Regions from separate parts of the Homo sapiens genome. Here region 1 is linked to region 2. A link is an interaction called in ENCODE POLR2A ChIA-PET data of the cell type or tissue named here. Cell type or tissue: MCF 10A. All regions are shown on one strand. Each heading gives the region's core, and the rest is flanking DNA. Links, peaks and the distances in the headings are about the cores only. Region 1 has its middle 30 kb from the start of PPP2CA-DT. Region 2 overlaps JADE2 (jade family PHD finger 2).

Region 1 (16,205 bases), core at 4,348-12,347, 310 kb before region 2:
CTTTACCATCCTCCCTTCGACTTGATTCAAAGTCTAAAGTGTGCCATGTTTGTTTATTTGTGTATTTATTTATTGGATTTAAAATATCTTTCTCCTGAGAGGCTCAAAGCTCATAAAAATTTTTCAAGGAGCAGCTACTTAATAATGATTAAGAAGTTATGCTACCATATGACTAATCCAGAAATAGGCCCAAATTAAGGCAAGGAAGATTTGAGTTGGCTCCTGAGGAAGTATTTGACAAAAGAGGAAACACAAGGTTGGACTAGGCTATGGGCACAGGACTTGATGGGAACTTCATCTCATCCTGGAGTTCTTCAAGGAGACAGAGCCGGGGATCTCACATAGGCTATACTCGAGGATTGCCTGCCTGCAAGCAGGGAAAAGCCAGGGCTCCTTTTATATCGGGGAAAACTTCAGAAGGGTGGCTAGGTGTTATACTTTCAAGCTATAATTCTGTATTCTTAATGATTGAAAAGCACCTATTTCTAGAGTAATAATTAGGACTGAGAGCCTGCCTAGGATTCCAAGAGCTCAAATGACGGGACATGTCTGTCCTTCTGGGCCCTGGAGTGTGGGCCTGTTCACTGCTCATCTTCTTTTTTCTTTTTTTTGAGATGGAGTCTCCCTGTGTCACTCAGGCTGGAACGCAGTGGTGCGATCTCGGCTCACTGCAACCTCTGCCTCCCGGGTTCAAGTGATTCTCCTGCCTCAGCCTCCTGAGTAGCTGGGACTACAGATGCGTGCCACCACACCTGGCGAATTTTTTGTATTTTTAGTAGAGATGAGGTTTCACCGTGTTAGCCAGGATGGTCTCAGTCTCCTGACCTCATGATCTGCCTGCCTCAGTCTCCCAAAGTTCTGGGATTACAAGCATGAGCCACTGCACCCAGCCTCTTAGCCACTTTTATAGGGCCAAGGGAAGTGGAATCTTAAGTGCTAATGTCCATTTAGTTGAAAAAAACTTCCAAATAATCAAATCTTACCTGTTATATCCAAGCCACACTTGCCAGTTATCCATTCCCAACTACTATACAAGGTTTCTACTAAAGAAAACTTTCCAGAAGTATTGAACAATGCAAACAGAGAAGATCTGACATTTCTTTTTTTTTTTTTTTGAGATGGAGTTTCGCTCTTGTTGCCCAGGCTGGAGTGCAATGGCGTGATCTCGGCTCACTGCAACCTCTGCCTCCCAGGTTCAAGCGATTCTCCTGCCTCAGCCTCCTGAGTAGCTGAGATTACAGGCATGCATCACCATGCCTGGCTAATTTTTGCATTATAGTAGAGACGGGGTTTCTCCATGTTGGTCAGGCTGGTCTCGAACTCCCGACCTCAGGTGATCCTCCCACCTCGGCCTCCCAAAGTGTTGGAATTATAGGCGTGAGCCACCACGCCCGGCCATGAAGATCTGACATCTCTAGAATTCCCACAAGCTGCTCAGACTGCGCAGGTGAATGGGCCAGCCCCAACAACCAGCAGTGCTCCATCCCTTCTCAGCTGGGGCCTGAGAACACGTGAGTGAGAAAGTTTCGCCCTGTTGCCTCAGCCGAAAGCTAGGGAATCCTAGCTCACATATCAGGTTCCTTAAGCAATGATGAATCTTCTTCACTTCCTCCTTTATTTCCTTACCAAGAGAGTAGTTCCCAGTTTCAGTGTGGAGGCCAGAAAGGACAAGATGACATCACCCTTCCCCCACAGCAATTGGCTCGGTCATTTTAGCAGGTTGCTTAAGAGATAAGTCACCCTCTCTACACTTCTTTTTGAAAGCCAAAACTAGAGATTATAGTTCTCAATATAGGGCAGCTGTTAACCTATCCCTTGATTCCTATCAGCCTAAGATCCTCAAAATAGGCCCCCAAGGAATGTCTCTAGGACTTGGGTGGAGGCAGAGAGTTGTCTCATATACTGAACTGTTGAGGAGACCTGGCTTCTAGTCTGAGCCTCGGTGCATAACTATGACCTTGAGCAAGTTCCTGCACACTCAGAGCCTTTGGATCACCTTTAAAATAATGCTATGATCTTTCTCAACAATAACATTTTCTTTCTTTTTTAATTTTACTTATGTATTTATTTATTTTTTTGATACAGAGTCTCACTCTGTCGTGCAGGCTGGAGTGCAGTGGTGCAATCTTGGCTCACTGCAACCTCCGCTTCCTGGGTTCAAGCGATTATCCTGCCTCAGCCTCCCGAGTAGCTCGGATTACAGGTGTGTGCCACCACACTCGGTTAATTTTTGTATTATTAGTAGAGACAGGGTTTCACCATGTTGATAATGCTGGTCTCGAGCTCCTGACCTCAAACGATCCACCCACCTCAGCCTCCCAAAGTGCTGAGATTACAGGTGTGAGCCACCACACCGAGCCTAAAATTTCTTATAGAGATGTGAGGGTGGTCTCACTATGTTGCCCAGGTTGATCCTGAACTCCTGGCCTCAAGCAATACTCCCACCTAGGCCTCCCAAAGCATTGGGATTACAGATGTGAGCCACCACACTCGGCCAACAATAAAATTTTCTACAACTCTATGCTAAAAGAGGAAAATGGGCTACAGCTGCTTCAGAAGACTTATGGTGGCAAGTTCACCTACTCAGAAGACGCACACCAATAAGAGACAGACCAACAATGGTGGACACAGCCACCTGAGGATAGGTCCATGGTCCCCACCACTTGGGAATAACTGGGTCACTGGAAAACATGGCTGCCATCCCCAACCCTGTTTCTCTCCTATTTCTCTCCTCTCACTTCTCTACCCTGAGACTAGATTATTTCTATTTTACAGGAAGAAAAAGTGTGATACATTCTCCCGAGCTTCAGAGGGAATCACTGTCGGTGACTGAATTGAACTCAGATGTTTCTGACACATAAACCAACATTTACATAATCACTATCCCTTTGCCAGCCTTTTGAAAAATGTTGACTTACACTGTTTGATCTCATATCTTGTCTTTAACAATTTATTTTCTCATACTTGAGACATCATAGTACTTACAGCCATAGGGTGAGGGGCCAGTTAAATAGAAAGTCCTGCCGCAATGAGGTTACTAATCTAATGAAAGGGAAGTCAGAGGTAAAAAAGCTCTAAGAACACAGATAAAAGGCACAGACAAATGCATCCACAACTAATCACAGCTGTACAGAGTTAGTGCAGGCTTGGAGACAGTAGGTGGATTGAATAGTGTACTATTTATTAAGAAGAGAAATTACTGGCCAGGTGCAGTGGCTCATGCCTGTAATTCCAGCACTTTGGGAGGCCAAGGCGGGCGGATCACCTGAGGTCAGGAGTTCAAGACCAACCTGGCCAACATGGTGAAACCCCGTCTCTAGTAAAAATACAAAAAAATTAGCTGGGTGTGGTGGCACGTGCCTGTAAACCCAGCTACTCGGGAGGCTGAAGCAGGAGAACAGCTTGAACCAGGGAGTCTGAAGTTGCAGTGAGCAGAGATTGCACCACTGCACTCCAGCCTGGCAACACAGCGAGACTCCGTCTCCAAAAAAAAAAAAAAAGAAAGAAAGAAGAGAAATTATTGGGCATGCACATATTTCAAGAAACAATTCATTAGTATTTCACCCCCAAATCTAAACATTGCTAATTCTGTTCTATACCTAAACAGTGATCATTTTTAAGTTATTTATAATTTCAAACATAGACAACAGCAGACCTTTTGTAAAGCCAATAATTATTCACTAATTTTTAAATTATTTATTCATTTATTTATTTTTTGAGATGGACTCTCACTCTGTCACCCAGGCTGGAGTGCAGTGGCACAATCTTGCCTCACTGCAATCTCCGCCTCCCGGGTTCAAGCGATTCTCCTGCCCCAGCCTCCCAAGTAGCTAGGATTACAGGTGCCTGCCACCACGCCTAGCTAATTTTTTGTACTTTTAGTAGAAATGGGGTTTCACCATGTTGGCCAGGCTGGTCTTTAACTCCTGACCTCGTGATCCACCTGCTTCGGCCTCCCAGTGTGTTGGGATTACAGGCGTGAGCCACTGCACCCAGCCATTCACTAATTTATATAGTGAATAGTATAGTAATCCCCCATGTACCCATTATCCAGCTTCAACAATCATCAACTCATGGCCATTATTATTTTGTCTGCACTCCAACTGACTTCCTCCATCCTGTGTTGTTTTGAAGCAAATCTCAGGCATCGTAATTTCAACTTTAAATCTTTAATATTTATCTCTAAAAGATAAAAACTCATTTTAATGAAATCACTCCAATACTTAAAATTAATAATCCTATAATATCCAGATGATGTTTTAGGCAGCAAATGAAAAACGTTGGCCACTGGAGAGATGTGAAGTACTGTCACTCTCACAGGCTCTGCAGTTAAATGGGACATGTTTCTAGCTTCGCTGAGAAGACCCCATAAAGTGGGTGATGAGATTTCACAGCAAACCTAATTTTTTATTCTTTGTTTATTCTGCAACCTCTGCCTCCCGCGTTCAAGTGGGAAATCATGAGAATGAACTCTCCATGAAAGGAAGATTAGAGAACCTGCTTCCTCACGAACGACTCAAAGGTTCCCCTCTGGAGAAGTAGAGATTCCATGTCATGAGCCAATGCCATGGTGTCACACGTTGTGTCAGAGCTACACACATAGCTCAGGAATGTGAGTGAGCACAGTGGACAAGGGAAGTACTTGTACATCCAGAGCACAGTCCAGAAGCAACAGTCTATGGGAGTTTCCCCAGGCCTGATGCTGCTGGTTTCTGTTTTGTTGGAAATATTTTAAGAATTTGACTTTTTTATTTATAGGTTTATTTCACCTATTTAGTGCCATTCACAAAGGTTAGAAGAAAACATGGAGTCATGTAAAAAAAGGTTTTTTGTTGTCGTTTTGTTTTTATAGATTTAGGGGTACAAGTGTTGTTATGTTACATGGATATAGTGCATAGCGGCGAAGTCTGGGTTATTTCATGTAACCATCACCTGAATAGTGCACATCAGGCTCATTAAGTAATTTTTCATCCCTTACTCCCCTCTCACCCTTCTAAGTTTCAAAAAACAGTTTTAGTTATAAGGGATATATGGAAATTTGCCATATTCCTTTGTAACAATTGATTGTCAATGTTCCTTTAAAGAATGTTATATAGGCTGGGCATGGTGGCTCACACCTGTAATCCCAGCACTCTGGGAGGCTGAGGCAGGAGGATCACCTGAGGCCAGGAGTTTGAGACCAGCCTAGCCAACGTGGCGAAACCCCGTCTCTACTAAAAAATGCAAAACTTAGCTGGGCGTGGTGGCATGTGCCTGTAATCCCAGCTACTTGGGAGGCTGAGGCTGAAGAATCACTTGAACCTGGGAGGCAGAGGTTGCAGTGAGCCGAGATCGCACCACTGGATTCCAGCCTGGATGACAGAGCAAGACTCCATCTCAAATAAATAAATAAATAGTAAAGAATGTTATATAAACAGAGGTCAATTTATGCAGTTCCTAAAGATTCATGGGCAAAAAATTTTATAAACCAAATCTTATTTTAAAAGCTTTAATATAGATCACATAAAAAAATAAGAATTATTCCCTAATTTATGTTGTTTGGAGTCTAGGTTTTTGAACATAGCTTTTTTTTTTTTTTCCTTAAAATGAAACAATCTCAACTAGGCTTGCAGGATTACATATTCCTGGGGCTATGCATGCCTTTTCACTCCTGCGCCACTACTGCAATAGCCACCCAACTGGTTTTTATGCTTCTCATCCCGCCCCTTCATACTGAGTTGTCTTCCTAAAGTACATATCTAGTCCTGCCACTTCACTAATAGGCATTTAATGTTTCCATCACCTTCCAAAAATCTCCCAGTTCCTTAGCATAGCATGCAAGGTTCTCTGTGACCTGTCCCTGACTTACCAAACAACTTTATTTCCCTCTGCTCTGCACCCTCCATATACTCCATCCTCCAGCCATATCACTAGTAAATGCTTTTAGAACATAGTCCATATTTTTCCAAACACTGAACCACTGAATTCATTTCTAGAACTAGGGCCAGTATAGCGCAGTGTTTAAGAGCTACCCTAGGCCAGGCGCGGTGGCTCACACCTGTAATCCCAACACTTTGGGAGCCGAGGCAGGTGGATCACCTGAGGTCGGGAGTTCGAGTCCAGCCTGACTATCATGAAGAAACCCCATCTCTACTAAAAATACAAAATTAGCCAGGCATGGTGGCGCATGCGTGTAATCCCAGCCACTCAGGAAGCTGAGGCAGGAGAATCGCTTGAACCCAGGAGGCAGAGGCTGCAGTGAGCAGAGATTGTGCCATTGCACTCCAGCCTGGGCAACACGAGCGAAACTATCTCAAAAAAAGAGAACTACCCTTTATTTCAGACTGGGTAGAATCCTGGCTCTGTCACTTACCAGCTGTGTGACTTTGAGAAAATCACTTAATTTGCCTGAGCCACAAGTTTCTTCAGCTCTAAAATAGGATGATGAGGCTGAGCACATTGGCTCATGCCTGTAATCCCAGCACTTTGGGAGGCCGAGGCAGGAAGACTGCTTGAGCCCTGGAGTTCAAGACCAGCCTGGGCAACATAGCAAGACCACCCATCTCTAATTTATTAAATTTTATGGAAAACTAAATAAATAAAATGGGATAAGGGTATATTTCTCATGGAGTTGCTGGGAGGATTCAGTTGGATTAGGCATGTCAAATGCTTAGCACAATGCCTGGCACAGTTCAATATATGATAACTCTTATCCTCTAAATTTCAATCTGTTAAGGTCCAGCTATTTGTCAAGACCTAGCTTAGCTGATACCACCCTGTGAAGCCTTTCCAGTTCCTCCAGCTGAAAGTCATCTCTTCTCCTCTGGGATCCCACAGCTCATGCACCGTCTCTTTCTCATCCCTAACTACTTTCTTGTACTCTAATTATTTATATGCACATCTTTTCTGCTCTGCTTTAATGAATCCCTGCTACGTGCTAAGTGCCATAAGTTCCATGGGGGAATAAAAGATGAAGAAAACTTGGTTCCTTGCTGTACAACTGTTCACATTCTAGTTAGCAAACAGGGCAATTCAAATACAATTCACCAATGTTTGTTGAATAAAGTTGAGGCTCATGATCATCCTTATAGGTTTCTGTTCCTCTGAGGTTCTCTTTTACAGAAGAATCTCAAAGTGTAAGCTAGATTTTAGGCCCAGGACCATTTCCCTACTATTAAGCAGAATTTATCTCTTGAGGGCAAATACAGTGAAATATAATTTAACATAGCTGAGTTTAGTGTACTATCAAGGGAAAAGTAATATTAGCGATGTCAGAGTCAAGTGATACCATTGTACTATGACTTCCTGTGCTCCCAAAGCTTTTGCCAAAATAAATACACAGTATTGGACCTAAAATATTGCATAGGGCTATGAATCACTTCTAGCCTCCTTTTTCTGAGAAGGTAGTTGTGATGAGCATTCTTGGTATACTTGCAATTCAAGGCAGAGCAGATGGTGAAGGCTGCATGCCCATACTGCATCCTCTGATCCTGTCTGCAGATGCTCAAGGCCATGAGGTAAACAGCCCCTTTGGGCTTCCAATCCTAACTGCTGAAGGAGTCCTCTCTCTTGTACTAAATGACACTTTAAGTCACTGCCAGGTTCTGAATGTCATCAAGACTTCAAATGAGGCTGTTCAGGCTCCTGCATCACCCAAATACCAAAAGATGACACCTGTAGCGCCTACCACATGAGGAAACAGAGCAGCTGGACAGCATATTTTGACCATGTGAATGGGGCACATGTCATCAGGTTGGCCTCTCATGAAATGACTGCCCTGGGCTGCCAGAGAAAAAGTGGCTTGTTCTCCTGGGCAAGATACCCACCCCCTTTCTTCTCTGCCCTTCTCTCCAGGCTGGCTGAGAATGACAACCTTGTGATAGGTCTAGGCTGGTTTCCTCACTCTATCTCCAGAGTTGTAACTCTGTGGGTAACTATGAGAGAGGAAGTTTTACTCACATATGGGCCCTTCCATGTTTCTGAACATAATGTGTTTCTGAAACATATCAAAAAGACAAATGTATGAAAGTCAAACAATAGGCTTAAATGTGTTAAGGGCAGTTCATTCCCAGAAAGCTAAAAATATTATGAAATGCCCAATTATATTTCACATTTTAATCACCGCATTGAACAATGTATTTTTAGAATTTGTAGATATTGTTTCTTTTTCTTTTTTGGAGACAGGGTCTTGCCTCTGTTGCCCAGGCTAGAGTGCAGGGGTGTCATCACAGCTCCATGCAGCCTCAGCCTCCTTGGGCTCAGGTCATCCTACCACCTCAGCCTCCCAGGTAGCTGGGACTACAGGTGCACACTGCCATGCCCAGCTAATTTGTTATATTTTCAGTAGAGATGGGGTTTTGCCATGTTGCCCAGCCTGGTCTTGAACTCCTGGGCTCAAGTGATCCACCCGCCTCAGCCCCCCAAAGTGCTGGGATTACAGGCATGAGCCACAGCACCCAGCCTCCTTTTATTCTTAACAACTGAATATATGTCAGCTGGCACGTGACTAAGAGTTCAGATGAGGCTAAAAATTCATTGCTCTCAGTGCCTCTGAGGAGCTTGTCTTTGTCTTCTTTCAGCACACTTATGAGAGCAATGCTTCCAATCACTAGCACCAGCAGCCTCATTTTTTTTCCCAATTCTACTCATTTTTATTCTTACAAAAAAGAGGAAAATAGGACAGGCGCGGTGGCTCATGCCTGTAATCCCAGCACTTTGGGAGGCCAAGGCAGACGGATCATGAGGTCAGGAGATCAAGACCATCCTGGCCAACATGGTGAAACCCCATCTCTATTAAAAATACAAACAAAATTAACTGGGTATGGTGGCGCGTGCCTGTAATCCCAGCTACTCGGGAGGCTGAGGCACGAGAATTGCTTGAATCCAAGAGGCAGAGGTTGCAGTGAGCTGAGATCATGCCACTGCACTCCAGGCTGGTGACAGAGCGAGACTCTGTCTCAAAAAAAAAAAGGAAAATAATGAAATTGTCATTGAAACACCACTGTGCCAACAACACAGAGCAATTGGCAAGACTGCATGCATTAGACATGCATTGTCTAATGCCACGCTGCAGCAGCCTAAATGTTGGATGAGAGCCTGAATGTAAGACTAGGCTAAGAAGCTGTCAGCACTGTACAGTACCATTCAGGTCACAGTCTACTTACCCGGACATTATCTCATTTGGTTATTTCCTCACTCTTTCATCTCACCCCACACTCTTCACTTTTAAGGAAGAGCAATGATGGTAAGATTATGGAAATCAGTATTTGCTTAGCATGAATTATTAGTAAACAAGTATTATTTATTTTACTCAATATGGTAAATCCTGAGTAACTGCATAACCATCTAATGAGATGTTAAGAAGAAAGACTTTAAAGGAGCTCTTTATATAAGGACCACAGGAAGCATAAAAAAACCAACAACATTAAAGAGTTAATAAATATCAGTGATGAGGCTGGGCGCAGTGGCTCACGCCTGTAATCCCAGCACTTTGGGAGGCTGAGATGGGAGGATCACCTGAGGTCAGGAGTTTGAGACCAGCCTGGCCAACATGGTGAAAGCCCATCTCTACTAAAAATACAAAAATTAGCTGGCCATGGTGGCAGGTGCCTGTAATCCCAGCTACTCAGGAGGCTGAGGGAGGAGAAGCGCTTGAATCCAGGAGGCAGAGGTTGCAGTGAGCCGAGATCGCGCCATTGCACTCTAGCCTAGGCGACAGGAGCGAAACTCCATCTCAAAAAAGAAAAAGAAATTCAGTGATGTACAGACCAGGCATTTGTGGAAAATGCTCTTGGGTCCTACAAGCCACCTGAAGAAGTCTATATTCTTAACCCATCAATGGAGTGAGAAAACTGCGCTTCACTAGAGTGAGATCTTCAGCATGGGGTAGCATATCAGCAAGTTAAAAATAAAATAAAAATAAATAAATAAAACAAAGACTTGGCCAGGCACGGTGGCTCACGCCTATAATCCCAGCACTTTGGGAGGCCGAGGTGGGCAGATTGTTGAGGTCAGGAGTTTGAGACCAGAACTTTAGACTTTAGTAGAGACCCATCTCTACTAAAATACAAAAAATTAGCCTGGCATGGTAGTGTGTGCCTGTAGTCCCATCTACTTGGGAGGCTGAGACACAAGAATCACTTAAACCCAGGAGGTGAAGGTTGCAGGGAGGCAAAGGTTGCAGTGAGCTGAGATTGTGCCACTGCACTCTAGCCTGGGTGACAGAACGAGACTCTGTCTCACAAAAAAAAAAACAAAAAAACAAAAAAACAAAAAAACACAACAATAGCAAAACAAAAATAAAGACTTGATTCAAACAGAATGTGAAAAATGACACATGAGAAATTTGGGAATTTGAACACTGGATATTTGATGATATTAAGAAACTGTTGGCCGGGTGCGGTGGCTCACGCCTGTAATCCCAGCACTTTGGGAGGCTGAGGCGGGCAGATCACTTGAGGTCAGGAGTTTGAGACCAGCCTGGCTAACATGGCGAAACCCCGTCTCTACTAAAACTACAAAAAATTAGCTGGGCATGGTGGCAGACGCCTGGAATCACAGCTACTCAAGAAGCTGAGGCAAGAGAATCTCTTGAACCCAGGAGGCAGAAGTTGCAGTGAGCCGAGATCAGGATACTGTACTCCAACCTGGGCCACAGAGCGAGACTTTGTCTCAAAAAAAGAAACTGTTAATTATTTGTGGTGTGATAAGTGATTATATCTTTATAAAAAGAACCCTAAGCTTTTAGAAACACATATTGAAATATTTAGGAAAGAATTATGTGATGTCTGGAATTTACTTCAAAATAATACAAGAGGGTGGGAAATGAATTGGGTAATAGATGAAACAAAACTGACCACGTGTTGATAACTGTTAAAGCTGGGTGATGAGTAACAGGAGGAATTATGAAAATCTTATTATGAGATTCTGTTTACTCGTGTATATGTTTGAAATTTCCCATAACAAAAAGTTTGTAAAATGTTGGGGGATTGGAAACATAAATTAAAACTGGATACAAAGAATCCTGCCACATCAACATGGACAAACATTAAGAAAAATATTGGGGGCCAGGCATGGTGGCTCACACCTATAATTCCAGCTCTTTGGGAAGCCCAGGCAAGAGGATGGCTTGAGCCCAGGAGTTTGAGACCAGGCTAGGCAACACAACAAGACCCTGTCTCTACAAAAAAAAAAAAAAAAAAAGAAAGAAAAGAAAAGAAAAAAAAAGAAAGTAAAGAAAAGAAAAATTATCCAACCATTATCTGGACATAGTAGCACGTGCCTGTAGTCCTAGCTGCTCTGGAGGAGGATCGTTTGTGCCTAGGAGTTACAGGCCGCAATGAGCTGTAAGCATGCCACTGCACTCCAGCCTGGGTGACAAAGTGAGACCCTGTCTCTAAATAAAAATTTAAAAATAACATTGGGAAAAAGAGTTGCAGAAGGATAGGACCAAATGATGCCATAATTCCATGTATATAAAATGCCAAACATGCCTAACAGTGCAATACGAACCTTTAAGGGTACATGCATATGTCAGTAAAAGTAGGAAGACCAGCATAGAAAGGAGTGGTACAAATTTCAGAAATGTGGTTACTGGGGATGCAGGAAAGGGAATACAATGAGGGAGGGTTACACAAAGGGCTTCCACTATTTTTGTAAAGTCTTAGACCTTTTTGTTGTTGTTTTGGGGCAGAGTCTCCATCTTATGGCTCAGGCTGGAGTGCAGGCTGTGATCGTAGCTTACTGTAACCTCCAACTCCTGGGATCAAGCATCCTCAGTCCCTGAAGTAGCTGGGTCACACAGTGCCCACCAAAACTGGCTAATTTTTGTATTTTTAGTAGTGACCGGGTTTCACCATGTTGCCCAGGCTGGTCTCGAACTCCTCACCTCAAGTGATCCTCCCATCTCAGGTTTCCCAAAGTGCTGGGATTTCAGGCGTAAGCCACTGCACTTGGCCAAGCCTTACACCTTAAATTGGGTTATGGACACATAGGTGATTATGATATTCTATACCTTTCTGTATTTATGAAATATTTCATAAGAAAAATACATAACTAAAATTTTAAATTAAAAAGTGAAACAGAAGGTTACTAATCACCTAGAGGAATGAGTTAGAAGATTCTTGCACTTCTTGTATTGACTACTAACTAAGCCCATCTCTTCCCACTGCCTGCCCCACAACCCCTGTAGCTTGTAAGATTTGTTTTTGTTAAGATACTATTGTGAAAAATAATATCGACAAAAATACAATTAACATATTTAAAGACTAATAATAAAACAAGTTCCCTTGCACTTTTTTTTTTTTTGAGATGGAGTCTCGCTGTGTCGCCCAGGCTGGAGTGCAATGGAACAATCTCAGCTCACTGCAACCTCTGCCTCCCGGGTTCAAGCGACTCTCGTGCCTCAGCCTCCTGAGTAGTGGGACTACGGGTGCGTGCCACCACGCCTAATTTTTGTATTTTTAGTAGAGACAGGGATTAGCCATGTTGGGCAGGATGGTCTGGAACTCCTGACCTCAAATGATGCACTTTCCTCAGGCTCACAAAGTGCTGGGATTACAGGCATGAGCCATTGTGCCCAGCCTTCCCTTGCACTCTTGACTCAAGAAACATGACATTACCAGTAACACTGAGGTTCCAGGTATGCTCTCTCTGATCACATTCCCAACAGACAGGGCTGCTATGCTGAATTTTGTATTTATTATTCCTTGGCTTTTTTTATAATCAAATCATATATTGTGTATTTTAAAATATATTTAGTTTTGTATGTATTTAACGTAAATATGTGGAACCATAATGTGACTTGCTCTTCTTATGAAAACTGTTTGTGATTTATTCATGTTGGTGTATATAATTCATTCATGTTTGTGTCTGTGTGTATATATATTAATAATACATGACAGTTTATTTATCCAGTCTGTTATTGATGGATTTTGGACTGTTTCCAGATTTTGCTGTAACAAACAACACTGCTGGGAGCATCCTTACATGTCACCTGAAGTCCATGTGCAAGACTTTCTCCAGAATAAAAACCAAGGAGAGGAATGGTTGGTCACAGGATGTGCCCATCTACAATTTACTAGATAATGCCAGGTAGTCTTCCCAATTTACACTCCCACCAGCAGAGTGTGAACATTTCCATTGCCCCATGTCCTCACCAACACTTGGTGTTGACAATAAGCTTTTGCCAACTGGGTGAGAATGAAAACTAGAATCTGTGGTTTTAATTTCCATTTCCCTGCTTACTAATAAAGCTGAGGCTTTTTTTTTTTTTCATATTTTTGGCCATTCACTTTCTTGCTTTTGTGACATATCTATCTTTTGCTCACTTTTCTTTGCGGTATGTTGTCTTTTTTCTTTGTGGATTTTTAGGAATTCACCATGTGTTTGAGGTATAATTATATAAGTTATGTAAATTCTCTAAGTTCCCAGTTGTGACTTGCTTTTTCACTTTTTTACTCTTCTGGTATGAAGAGTAGTCCTAAATTTTAATATAGTTAATTTTTTTTTCTTTTTGAGATAGAGTCTCCCTCTGTTCCCCAGTCTGGAGTGCTGTGGTGTGATCTCAGCTCACTACAGCCTTGACTTTCCTGAGCTCAAGCGATCTTCCCACCTCAGGTGCTGGAGGAGCTAGGACTATAGACATGCACCACCGGGCCCAAGTACAGTTAAATTTGGTCACTGGTTTTTCCTTTTTGCTTTTGCTTTTTGTGTCTTATTTAAGAAAGATGGGCTGGGCGCGGTGGCTCACACCTGTAATCCCAGCACTTTGGGAGGCCAAGGCAGGCAGATCACCTGAGGTTGGGAGTTTGAGACCAGCCTGACCAACGTGGAGAAACCCCGTGTCTACTAAAAATACAAAATTAGCCGAGTGTGGTGGCGCATGCCTGTAATCCCAGCTACTCGGGAGGCTGAGGCAGGAGAATCGCTTGAACCCAGGAGGCGGAGGCTGCAGTGAGCTGAGATCACACCACTGCACTCCAGCCTGGGTTACAGAGCTAGACTTTCTGTCTCAAAAAAAAGAAAAAGAAAAGAAAAGAGATAAGAGGCTGGGTGTGGTGGCTCACGCCTGTAATCTCAGCACTTTGGGAGGCCAAGGCAGGTGGATCACAAGGTCAGTATTGGGAGAACCAGCCCCCAATATTTCAAAGTAGGTTCTTTTCTATTTTCCCTAAGTGTTGGCTGGTCTGAGAAATAAAGAGAAAGAGTACAAAGAGAAATTTTACAGCTGGGCCTCCGGGGGTGCCATCACATATTGGTAGGACTGTGATGGCAACCCCAAGCCACAAAACCAGCAAGTTTTTATTAGGGATTTTAGAAGGGGAGGGAGTGTACGAATAGGGAGTGGGTCACAGAGATCACATGCTTCAAAAGGCAATAAAAGATCACAAGGCAAAGGGCAGAGCAAGATCACAAGGCCAGGGCAAAATTAGAATTACTGGTGAGGTTCCATGTCCCACTGGGCACGCATTGTCATTGATAAACATCTTAACAGGAAACAGCGTTCGAGAGCAGACAACTGGTCTGACTAGAATTCGCTAGGCTGGAATTTCCTAATCCTAGCAAGCCTGAGGGCACTGCAGGAGACCAGGGTGTACTTCCTCCCTTATCTTCAACTGCATAAGACAGACACTCCCAGAGTGGCCATTTTAGAGACCTCCCCCTGGGAATGCGTTCCTTTCCCAGGGTTATTCCTTGCTGGGAAAAGAATTCAGTGATATTTCTCCTATTTGCTTTCTGCAAGAAGAGAAATATGACTCTGTTCTGCCTGGCCCCACAGGCAGTCAGACCTTATGGTTATCTCCCTTGTTCCCTGAAAATCGCTGTTATCCTCTTCTTTTTTAGGATGCCCAGATTTCATATTGTTCAAACACACATGTTTTACAACAATTTGTGCAGTTAACGCAATCATCACAGGGTCCCGAGGTGACACACATCCTCAGTTTACAAAGATGATGGGATTAAGAGATTAAAGTAAAGACAAGCATATTAAATTATAAGAGCATTGATTGGGGAAGTGATAAATGTCCATGAAATCTTCACAATTTATGTCATTCTGCCGCGGCTTCAGCCGGCCCCTCCGTTCAGGGGTCCCTGACTTCCCATAACAAGTGAATCTACCATTCTGGGGTCTGGAGGATGGTGGCCCTCTTCTCACAGCTCCACTAGGCAGTTCAGAGTCCCTGACTTCCCGCAACAGGTCAGGAGTTCGAGATCAGCCTGACTAATATGGTGACACCCCATCTCTACTAAAAATACAAAAATTAGCTGGGCATGGTGGTGGGCACCTGTAGTCCCAGCTGCTCAGGAGGCTGAGGCAGGAGAATTGTTTGAACCTGTGAGGTGGATGTTGCAGTGAGCTGCGATTGTGCCACTGCACTCCAGCCTGGGTGACAGAACAACACTCTGTCTCAAAAAAAAAAAAAAAAAAGGAAGAACAAAGTAGAAGCATGTGTCTAACCAGACGTCAGGATTCATGTTAAAGTTGTAATTACAAAGTAGAAGCATGTGTCTAACCAGACATCAAGATTCACGTTAAAGATGTAATTAAGACACCATTGAATTGGTGTAAGGGTAAAAGACCAGTAGAACTGAATAAAGAGCATAAAAAACCCACACATGTACAGAAACTTAATATATGATGGTATTGTCAATAAATGGTATTGACAATAAGTGGGGAAAGGATAGACTCTTAAATAAATGAGACTGGGACAATTGGTAAGCCACACAGAAAAAGAGGAACTGAATTCTTGCCTCATACCAAGCACAACAAATAATTTTATATGTATTATGGACTTAAATGTAAATGGAAAACTTTAAGACTTTTAGAAGAATATCTTTGGCCGGGCACAGTGGCTCATGCCTGTAATCCCAGCACTTTGGAAGGCCGAGGCCGGCAGATTACCCGAGGTCAGGAGTTTGAAAGAGTCCAGAGGTTAGTTTTATTTGTATTTGAACTTTATCTAACTGGAAACATATAGTAAATATGTAAATGGGGCCAGGTGTGGTGGCTCACACCTGTAATCCCAGCACTTTGGGAAGCCGAGGTGAGCAGATCACCTGAGGTCAGAAGTTTGAGACCAGCCTGACCAACATGAAGAAACCCCATCTCTACTAAAAATACAAAATTAGCCAGGTGTGGTGGCACATGCCTACAATCCCAGCTACTGGGGAGGCTGAGGCAAGAGAATTGCTTGAACCCAGGAGGCAGAGGTTGCAGTGAGCCA
Region 2 (8,664 bases), core at 574-8,573:
AGGAATCAAACTTCTCATCTAGCTAAGCTAATAGACTGTCCTGACACTGGAAGGGCTGTACCAGTCTGTCTTTAGCAAAGCCTATTCCCAAAGTCTAGCATGCGTCAGAATTACCTGGAGGGCTTGGTAAACATAGACTGCTGGGCCTACTCCTGAGAGGCTCTGACTCAGTAGGTCTGGAGTGAAGCTGAGAACTTGCATTTCTAACAAGCTCCCAAGGGATGTTGATGCCTCAGGTCTATAGTTTGGGAGTGCAGGGGGGAGTCATCCTTTGTCCCCCTCATCTTTTAGGAACAGAGTTGTCATTGTAAACGTTAGTTGTGCCTTCACCCATCCACGGACCTTCAAAAGGATTTGTGAGTGCAGCATCAGCAGTCATAATAGTTGGGTGCGTGATTGCTGACACAGTTATCATCATCCAAGGCTAAGAGAGAGGGTCAGGCCTCAAGCTGTCTGGATGAAAGGAGAGGGAAGGGGACTAAGTCCAGCCCCTCTTCCCAGAGGACAAAAAGGGGACCACAGTCCCCATCTTAGATGAGCCAGTGACCCATCATCAGCCTTTCTCTTGATGCTCTGTGATGCCAAAGTCATTTTGCCCACACAAAAATGCAGCTTGAGGCCAGGCACGGTGGCTCACGCCTGTAATCCCAGCACTTTGGGAGGCCGAGGCAGGTGGATCACCTGAGGTCAGGAGTTCGAGACCAGCCTGGCCAACATGGCGAAACCTCATCTCTAAAAATACAAAAACTAGGTGGTGCATGCCTGTAGCCCTAGCTACTTGGGAGGCTGAGGCAGGAGAATCGCTTGAACCTGGGAAGCGGAGGTTGCGGTGAGATGGAACCACTGCACTCCAGCCTAGCAACAGAGTGAGACTCTGTCTCAAAAAAAAAAAAATGCAGCTTGTCCCCAGAGGTGTTTCTCAACCGTCTTCTGATTGACTTCCCCAAAGCATGTGGTGTTGAATGGGTTACCTTTCCAGGCACCCCAGAGCTCCTCCTCCTCCCCTGCCGTAACTCCCATCCTGCACAGGAGGTTGGGAGCCCATGCCATTCTGTTTAGGTTCTCTCCAGCATTGCGCATTCTCAGTAGAGCCCTGGGGGAAGCCCCTCTGTCTTCTCCCCTCCCACCAGGCTCCCTCCATGTCTGATCCTGCCCCTCCTTTCCCCTCAGTGTTCCATGCCTTCCTGCGTCACAGCGTTCCATGTCACATGCGCCTTTGACCACGGCCTGGAAATGCGGACTATATTAGCAGACAACGATGAGGTCAAGTTCAAGTCATTCTGCCAGGAGCACAGTGACGGGGGCCCACGTAATGAGCCCACATCTGAGCCCACGGAACCCAGCCAGGCTGGCGAGGACCTGGAAAAGGTGACCCTGCGCAAGCAGCGGCTGCAGCAGCTAGAGGAGGACTTCTACGAGCTGGTGGAGCCGGCTGAGGTGGCTGAGCGGCTGGACCTGGCTGAGGCACTGGTCGACTTCATCTACCAGTACTGGAAGCTGAAGAGGAAAGCCAATGCCAACCAGCCGCTGCTGACCCCCAAGACCGACGAGGTGGACAACCTGGCCCAGCAGGAGCAGGACGTCCTCTACCGCCGCCTGAAGCTCTTCACCCATCTGCGGCAGGACCTAGAGAGGGTGAGTCCCCATGCCGCCTGCCCACCCCCTGCCTGGTGGGTCCAGGAGTCCTTTCCATGCCACACTCACTGCCCTGGAGCAGCTAGGACTCACCAGGACTCAAACTGTGAGCTCTGGTGGACCGGCCCTGCTGCAGGAGCCTGCCAAGGGGCTGAGGGCTTTCAGGTCCCAAAGAGTATGGGGGTGACTGACACTTTACAGAACAGAGAAGAGTCCAGTTCTTGAGTCTCCGAGTCCCTCTTGTCCTAGCCCTGTCACAGGCCTGGTGAATGGTGGGGGCCCTGCCAAGGTCATGAGGCTGAGAGCACCAGAGCTAGGGCGAGGACCTAGGCTTCTGGCACTTGCTTGCCTCTGTGGGCCCCGCCTGGTCCTAACACATGAGCTTGCATTGAGAATCTGAGGCAGAGGAGGAACTGGAGCTTCCCAAGCTGTCCCCGTAACCCATGCTGAAAGCCAGGGGCATCAAGAGCCAGGAGCAGCCAAACAGGCACGTGCCGGGCCAGGGCAGGGTAGATGGGTAAACGCGGCTCCGTGGGGTGCTGGGCAAACAGAACAGAGGCACGAAGGAGACAGGGTGGACTCAAGGAACGGTGGAGTGGAAGGAAGAGGTGAAAGGGGCTGGTGGATCGCACGAGACTGGGCTGGTGGATCACAGTGTGTCTGGAAGCTGCAGAAGTGCTAAGGAGGGACTGACATACTGTGGCTGGGACTTGCACCCAACACTCCCTGGAGGAGAAGTCCCAGAGTCTGGAATGGGTGGGCTGGCTGAAAACCACCCCCAGCTGTGTGCTGGGAAACAGGTGACGGTGGCTTGGTCCAGGGGGCTGAGTGAAATGAAGCAGGATTTCTGGATCCTTTTCCAGTCCTCTGAACCCCACAGGCTGTTCTGGTCTCTCCTCTCTGGGACATTTCTAGGGTTCCAGAGCATATGGGACCGTGTCACAGTGTCTCCCCTGGGTTCAGACATACATGCTCACCCTCTCCCTGGGTCCTGTCAGGAAATAGCCCTGGGCAGGAGCATGCAGGGAACGTTGTGTGACCCAAGGCGCCTGCTTTTCTTATCTGCATCGCAGTGGGCAAGGCTGTAAAATGGGTAGAACATCTCCAGGGGTGTTGTACTGTCAGGGAAGGGGCACTGGACCCAGCTTCCCCAATCCCCTCCTTCCCACTCATCTGCGCTGCCTGCTCAAGAGGGAAATGACCTATTGCCCCCAGAGAGCCCTCACTGCCTGGCAGCCAGCTTGCCACCAGGCCAGAAGGAAGAGGTGGAGGTGGGAGGAACCAGATGTCCCTGGCTCCAGCCAGGACAGAGGGCAAGGCTACCTACATTGCAGCCACCACCTCCTGGCCAGCCCAGCCTCCTGTCACATGTGGCAGGGGCATCAGGTGTAAGACCTTCTGGGACCGAAGCTGCTTCCAGAGTCTTCTTTAGGCCACCATGTCTCCACCCGCTGGATCTCCAGTGGAAACACCTGCTTTTACTCCTACTGTTTCCCAAACAACCCCTCAGAACTGACCTCTCTGTTCTGTGCTGGTCAGCCCATGTGTCTGTCCCTGGCTGGGTTGTCCAGGGAGGTCAAGGGCTTGACTCACTTATGTAGTCATCATCCTGGAAAAAGAGACTTGAGGAAGATCCTCCCAGCCCTGCTGAGCAGATGAGGAAACTGGGGCTCGGAGAGACGAATAACAGGAAGTCTTAGAGGAACTCCATTCCAAGGGTTTTGAGCTTGAATTTGGACCTCAGTCGGGGGCAGAAAAGGAGTTGTTGGCTTATTCTCTATTCTGTAAATTTCCTGGGCAAAAGCATCCCTTTTTCAGTCCCCTAATCTTCCCACCCCAGTGTTGGCTGGTTCAGGTGGAGCCTGGGGCTGAGGTTGGCGGGCTCTGGGGTTCCGGGGAATGAGAGCTGCTGCAGAGACTCCTGCAGTGGGAGCCAGAACACTCCAGAGTCAGGTGTGAACCGTCCCACTCCTCCTCTGGGAAGAGGAAGCAGGGCCAATTTTGAAGTATGTGCAGCCTCTTACGGCTCAGGGGGCCCTGTCAAATGCTGCTTTCTGAGCAGCCACCAAGCTGGGCTGGCGGGCACCAGCTTCAATGAGGGCAGGGGCATGCACAGCCCTGGCAGGGCCGAGGAGGGACAACCATGAGCCAAGCTGACCCCCATCAGCGGCCCAGCCTCAAGGCCTTTCCAGGTCACACATTTGCAACTTGGGTGAATGAACAGCGACAAGAACCCTGCCACGGGGCAGGCTTTCTGCAAAGGCCCATGGTGGTTGGTGGCCTGGCCAGCGGGCCCAGTCTCGGACCGTGGCCCAGTGCCAGCAGCCGGGAGTATCCAGCCTGTAACTGGGCACTAAGCCAGCCTGGGCAGGAATCATCGGAAGATGGGGCAGGGCTTGAGGTCGAGGCCTTGGTAGCCTGACTTTGCATCCAGTTCCTGCACTCCCAGCTCTATACCTTCTTTGTTTCAGTTTCTACTTCTCTGAGTTTCAGTTTCTTTGTCTGTAAAATGGGAATAAGGATCAGACTGACCTTGGGGTCACAGTGCATGTGGGGGACAAAGCTTAGCACAGTGCCCTCCATTGTTGGCCGTGATTGTTGTTACTGTCCTGGCCCCTCAGCATTTGGCTCTTAGAAGAAGGGAGGCCAGCCCGTGCGCTCTGAGGGTGGGCTCCACAGAGGACCAAAAGGGCAGGCCCAGTGCTAGGGCCTGGGAACCCAGCATCCTCCCAGATTGATTCGTTCCTCCTCAGCCAGGCAGGGGTTTTGCTGAGAGAAACAGGAGCCGGGGCTGCTGCCGGCATGAAATCCCATTTTATGGTCAACCAGATGTGCTTTCCTAAAATTTCAGCCTTGGGCCTCGGCCCCAGCGGACGCTCGGAAGGCATGGCCACTGCAGCCTCCCAGAGTTATTTACGGCTGACAAAAATCGCAGCACTGTTGATCAGCCCGACAAGTGCCGGCTGGTGTCCCCTAGCAACCGTGCTGACAAGCAGGCTGTGCAGGGACTTGCTGCTTGTGGCTCTGGCTCTGGTCACCAGGAGTTTATTTGGGAGCCTGACCTGGCCTGAGGAGGAGGCCAAGAGGGTGGAGGCGGCTCTGAGACACACACCTGCCCAGAGGATGATATGGGACAACTTCCCAAGGAGGGAAAGGCTCAGAAGGAAGTGGGTCCTGGCCTCAGTGCCTGGATGGTGGTCCCTTTGGCCTCCCACCAAAGCCAACCTTGTCCTGGGCAGCTCCAGCCTGCAGACCTCTGGCTCTTCTGCCCCTGTGCCTTCCATCTCTAGGGCTCCCCCAACCCATTAGTGCCCTTGCCTCACCCAAGCCCAGTCACCACCTCCAGCTGCTCCCAGGTCAGTAGCCCAGAAATTGCCACATCCTGCTCCGTGCCTGCAGTCTACTGCTCTCCCTGCTCACTTGTCTCCCAGGCCCTCCACCCTTCTTTGTCCTGCTTTCTTCACTCACTCCCTGTATGGCACTGGCCTGCTATGCCCCAGCCCTTGTCCCTCACTGAGGCCAGAACCCTGGCAGAGCCTCACCCAGTAAGAGCCACTCCCTCCACCAGGAGAAATCCCATAGCGCTGAGCAGGGCAGTCCCTGCCGCACACCCCACCTCATACCTGCTGCCCACATGCTGAGCCCTGCCTCCCTCAGGACAGCGTCCCCTCTGTCCTCATACCAGGGCCTCTAACTTCTGCCAGCCGAGCCTCTCGGTCCATTCTCTTCCCTTCCCTCCTGTCTTCCTTCCCCCACAGGGGCTCTTTTCCAGCCCACACCTGCAGCTGACGAGTCTGTCTTTTCTTCATCCCCTCTGCGGGTCCTTTTCCACCAATATTTGAATCTGTTCAACCCTCTCTCATCTTCAAAAGCGAATCCTCCCTCCCTATTTCCCTCTAGTCGTGGGTTCCTCCGCTCCCACCCCCATCTCTCCTTTCCTGTCATCCCTCATGGTATTTGCATCCTTGCTGCCCACTCTGGCCGGGTTTCCGCCACATCCCAGAGCCTGCCACCTGGGCTGCCTGCAGCCTCCCTGCCCACCTCTCCATCCCCCGATCCTCTCAGCAGCGGCTGCCACAATCAGACCTGCCCTTAGTCTTGGAGTCCTTTTTCTGTGATGCTCTGACCAGGTCCCCCCTGAGGTCCTGGTTTACCCCCCTCCCTCTCTGGCTGCTCCTTGGCCTCAATGGTCATCCATTGCTCTCCCCTGACTGCTCACTCCCAGGGCTGGAGACCTCAGGCTCCACTGTCTTTCACGGCTGCCCACAGTTTTGCCCCACGTGGGGGTGCTGGCTGCCCCTCCCTTTTGAGCTCCACACCAAGTCCCTTTTAAAGGCCACCGGCATCTCATGCCCAGCATCCCTGTTAGTTTCCTAGGCCTGCCCGTGTGCCACCAGCTGGATGGTGAGATTTATCCTCATGGTTTTGGAGGCTGGAAGCCCAAGGTTGAGGTGTCAGCAGGATTAGTTCCTGCCGGAGGCTCTGCGGGGGAGTCTCTCCGTGCCTCCCAGCTTCTGGTGGTTGCCAGGAATCTTTGCTGTTCCTTGGCCTGCGGACATCTGTCTGGCCTCTGCCTCTGCCAGGTCACATGGCCTTCTCCCTGTAGGCACCTGTGTCAGGACTCCACTCATAGTAGATCAAGGGCCCACCCTAATGTAGTATGACCTCATCTTAACTATTTATATCTACAGAGACTCTATTTCCAAATAAGGTCACATTGCAAGGGTCCCAGTAAAAATGAATTTGGGGGAACACTATTCAATCCCGTACAGAAGCCACTGGAGGTTTTAAGGGGAGAAGGGAAGTGTCTCACTACTCTGTGAAAATCCAGCCCTGGGCCGGGCGCGGTGGCTCACGCCTGTAATCCCAGAACTTTGGGAGGCCAAGGTGGGCGGATCAGGAGGTCAGGAGTTCAAGACTAGCCTGGCCAACATGGTGAAACCCCATCTCTACTAAAAATACAAAAATTAGCCAGGTGTGGTGGCAGGCACCTGTAATCCCAGCTACGTGGGAGGCTGAGGCAGGAGAATGGCTTCAACCCGGGAGGCCGAGGTTGCAGTGAGCCAAGACTGTGCCACTGCGCTCCAGCCTAGGCGACAGACCGAGACCCCGTCTCGAAAGAAAAAAAAGAAAATCCAATCCTGGCTTCCCTTGGCCTGGCTCAGTCAAGCTTCAGCACCTGGCCTCCTCCCTTGCCAGCCCCGACACTCCTCACTGCTCCCTTCAGATTCCTGCCACGAGGCTCTGCTCTGCCTCCCCCAGCCTGGCCTGGCTTGGATTCCTCGTTCCCAGGCTCTGCCCTGCCGTGTGATCAACTCCCACTCCCACTGGCTGCTTGTGTGTCCAAGACGCCTTGCTCAGCACCCCCAAGTGTGGGTCGGAGCCACCTGGTCCTGTCAGTAGTTGGTCAGCACCTACCTCCCCTGAGAAGAAAGGGGCCCCAGCGGCGTTGCTCACTTGAGTCCAGGGCCCCACACAGTGCAAGTCCACAGAGCTGTAGCCAGTGCTTAAGGGTGTGGGGGAAGGAGGCTGGTTGGAAGGTGGTTTTCAGGAGGTCCAAGTTTTGACAGGAAGGTGGTTCATCCCAGTAGGGTGGGACCGGTGGTTGCAGCCCAGGGTGGCCCCCCGGAGTGGTACTGGCCATAGGGATAGGCGGAGCTGAGGCTCAGAGGTGGGTGGCCTGGTGCTCACGGTCTTCGAGCTGAGGGCGCACACACCAGCGTGGAAGGCCACGGAGAGTCCATGCAGAGCACATCGTGTGGAGGCCTGAGGCTGGAGCCACCTTTGTGGTACATCCTTCACGGCTGGGCTCAGGAAAGAACGGAGGATACCCGTACGCAGAAGAGAGGTCTGATCTTGGCTGCCCTCGGACTGGGAGAAATGGTTATGCCAACAGGCAGGGGGTCTGGAACCAGAGGTCACCCCAGCTTAAGGACATGAAGGCTGAACTCAGCCTTGAAGATGGAACCCAACGGGAAACAGCCTGGTCCCAGCTGGAAAGACCCTGGTGGGACCCAGGATTCAAGCTGAGCAGCTTTGGCCAACTGTCCCTGATAATGGAGTCTCCATCCTGTGCTGAAGACCAAGGAAGTGTCTCAAGGGAGGGGGCTTGGTCTTGGCTTCAGAAGTGTGGCCTGCCCTGAGAGCAGCCAGGGAGGGATGGCCCACTGGGGTAAGGTGCCAGGTGGGCAGGCAGTAGCATGGTCCATCCTGCAGGTGCTTCCTGTGGGACCACCTATAAGAAGGGTCCATGTCCCATGAGCTTAGCAAGCTGGTGTCTAAGGCCCCAAGGGGCTCTTCCCAGCTGGCCTTGAGGCAGTCAGAGAGGCCTCTACCCTCTCTGCTGAGGAGTTCTGTCACTGTGGCAGAGTGAAGGTGGCTGTGTAGATGTGGAAGCCTTGGCCAGCATGGCGTGAGCCTGGCTCAGGTCCCAGTGCAGCGGATAGACATGGGTTGGCTGCAGGCTGGGCACAGGTGGGTTAGGACTTTCTGCTCAAAGCTCTTCCAATGGCGTTCTCTCTGGCTGCAAGTACCGGGGCCATTTGTGGCTCAGGACAAGTGTTAGTTTTTGCCATGCCATTTATGTCTGAAGAATTTCTTTGCTGGGAAAGAAAGGCCTTGGACAGGAGGCAGAGGGATGAGGTTGGTGACCTGGTGAGACCCTGATGAGTCTGCGGGCACTGTGGTTATAAAGGACAGCAACCATGTTGGCAGGGCCTTGGGAGGCAGCCTGGCTGACCTTACCAGGAAGGTAAGACTCAGAGGAGGAAGGTGGGCATGCCGGGTTGACCTAACCAGATGCTTTTCCCTGGCTGCTCTGGCTCAGCCGGGGACCACAGGGCTGAGGCTGTGTTTGGCCTTAGGTTTTGGATCCGAGACATGCAGCACAGGGCTGAGGATGCGCTCAGGGTCTGGGAATTGTTTTGCAGATGTTCTGGGCAGGATAGGCTGTGGCGGTAGCCTGTGCCCCTGGCACTGCCTCCACCCATAGCAAGGTCCCCAGAGCTGGGAGGTCTGGGGTGGTTGCCT

What was found. ChIA-PET counts read pairs that join two places held together with the same protein. Peaks named below come from ENCODE experiments on the same cell type or tissue, not always from the same donor. Only the 100,000 strongest peaks of a DNase experiment are listed, where the experiment ranks them.
Region 1: POLR2A ChIA-PET joins it to region 2 with 6 read pairs; 1 of 35 experiments calls an interaction of 5 or more read pairs at or near these places.

What each region holds. Positions count from the first base shown.
Region 1 is chr5:134,248,273-134,264,477 of GRCh38, forward strand. No RefSeq gene overlaps it. Among named protein-coding and RNA genes, the nearest start is that of PPP2CA-DT, 30 kb to the left of the region's middle. In MCF 10A, for the core only: no CTCF peak of the experiment used is centred there; DNase peaks (open chromatin) are centred at 4,609 and 7,359.
Region 2 is chr5:134,564,946-134,573,609 of GRCh38, forward strand. JADE2 (jade family PHD finger 2) reads left to right here. Exons shown (of 12, transcript NM_001388185.1): 9 at 1,171-1,635. Among named protein-coding and RNA genes, the nearest start is that of JADE2, 44 kb to the left of the region's middle. In MCF 10A, for the core only: no CTCF peak of the experiment used is centred there; DNase peaks (open chromatin) are centred at 3,266 and 3,986.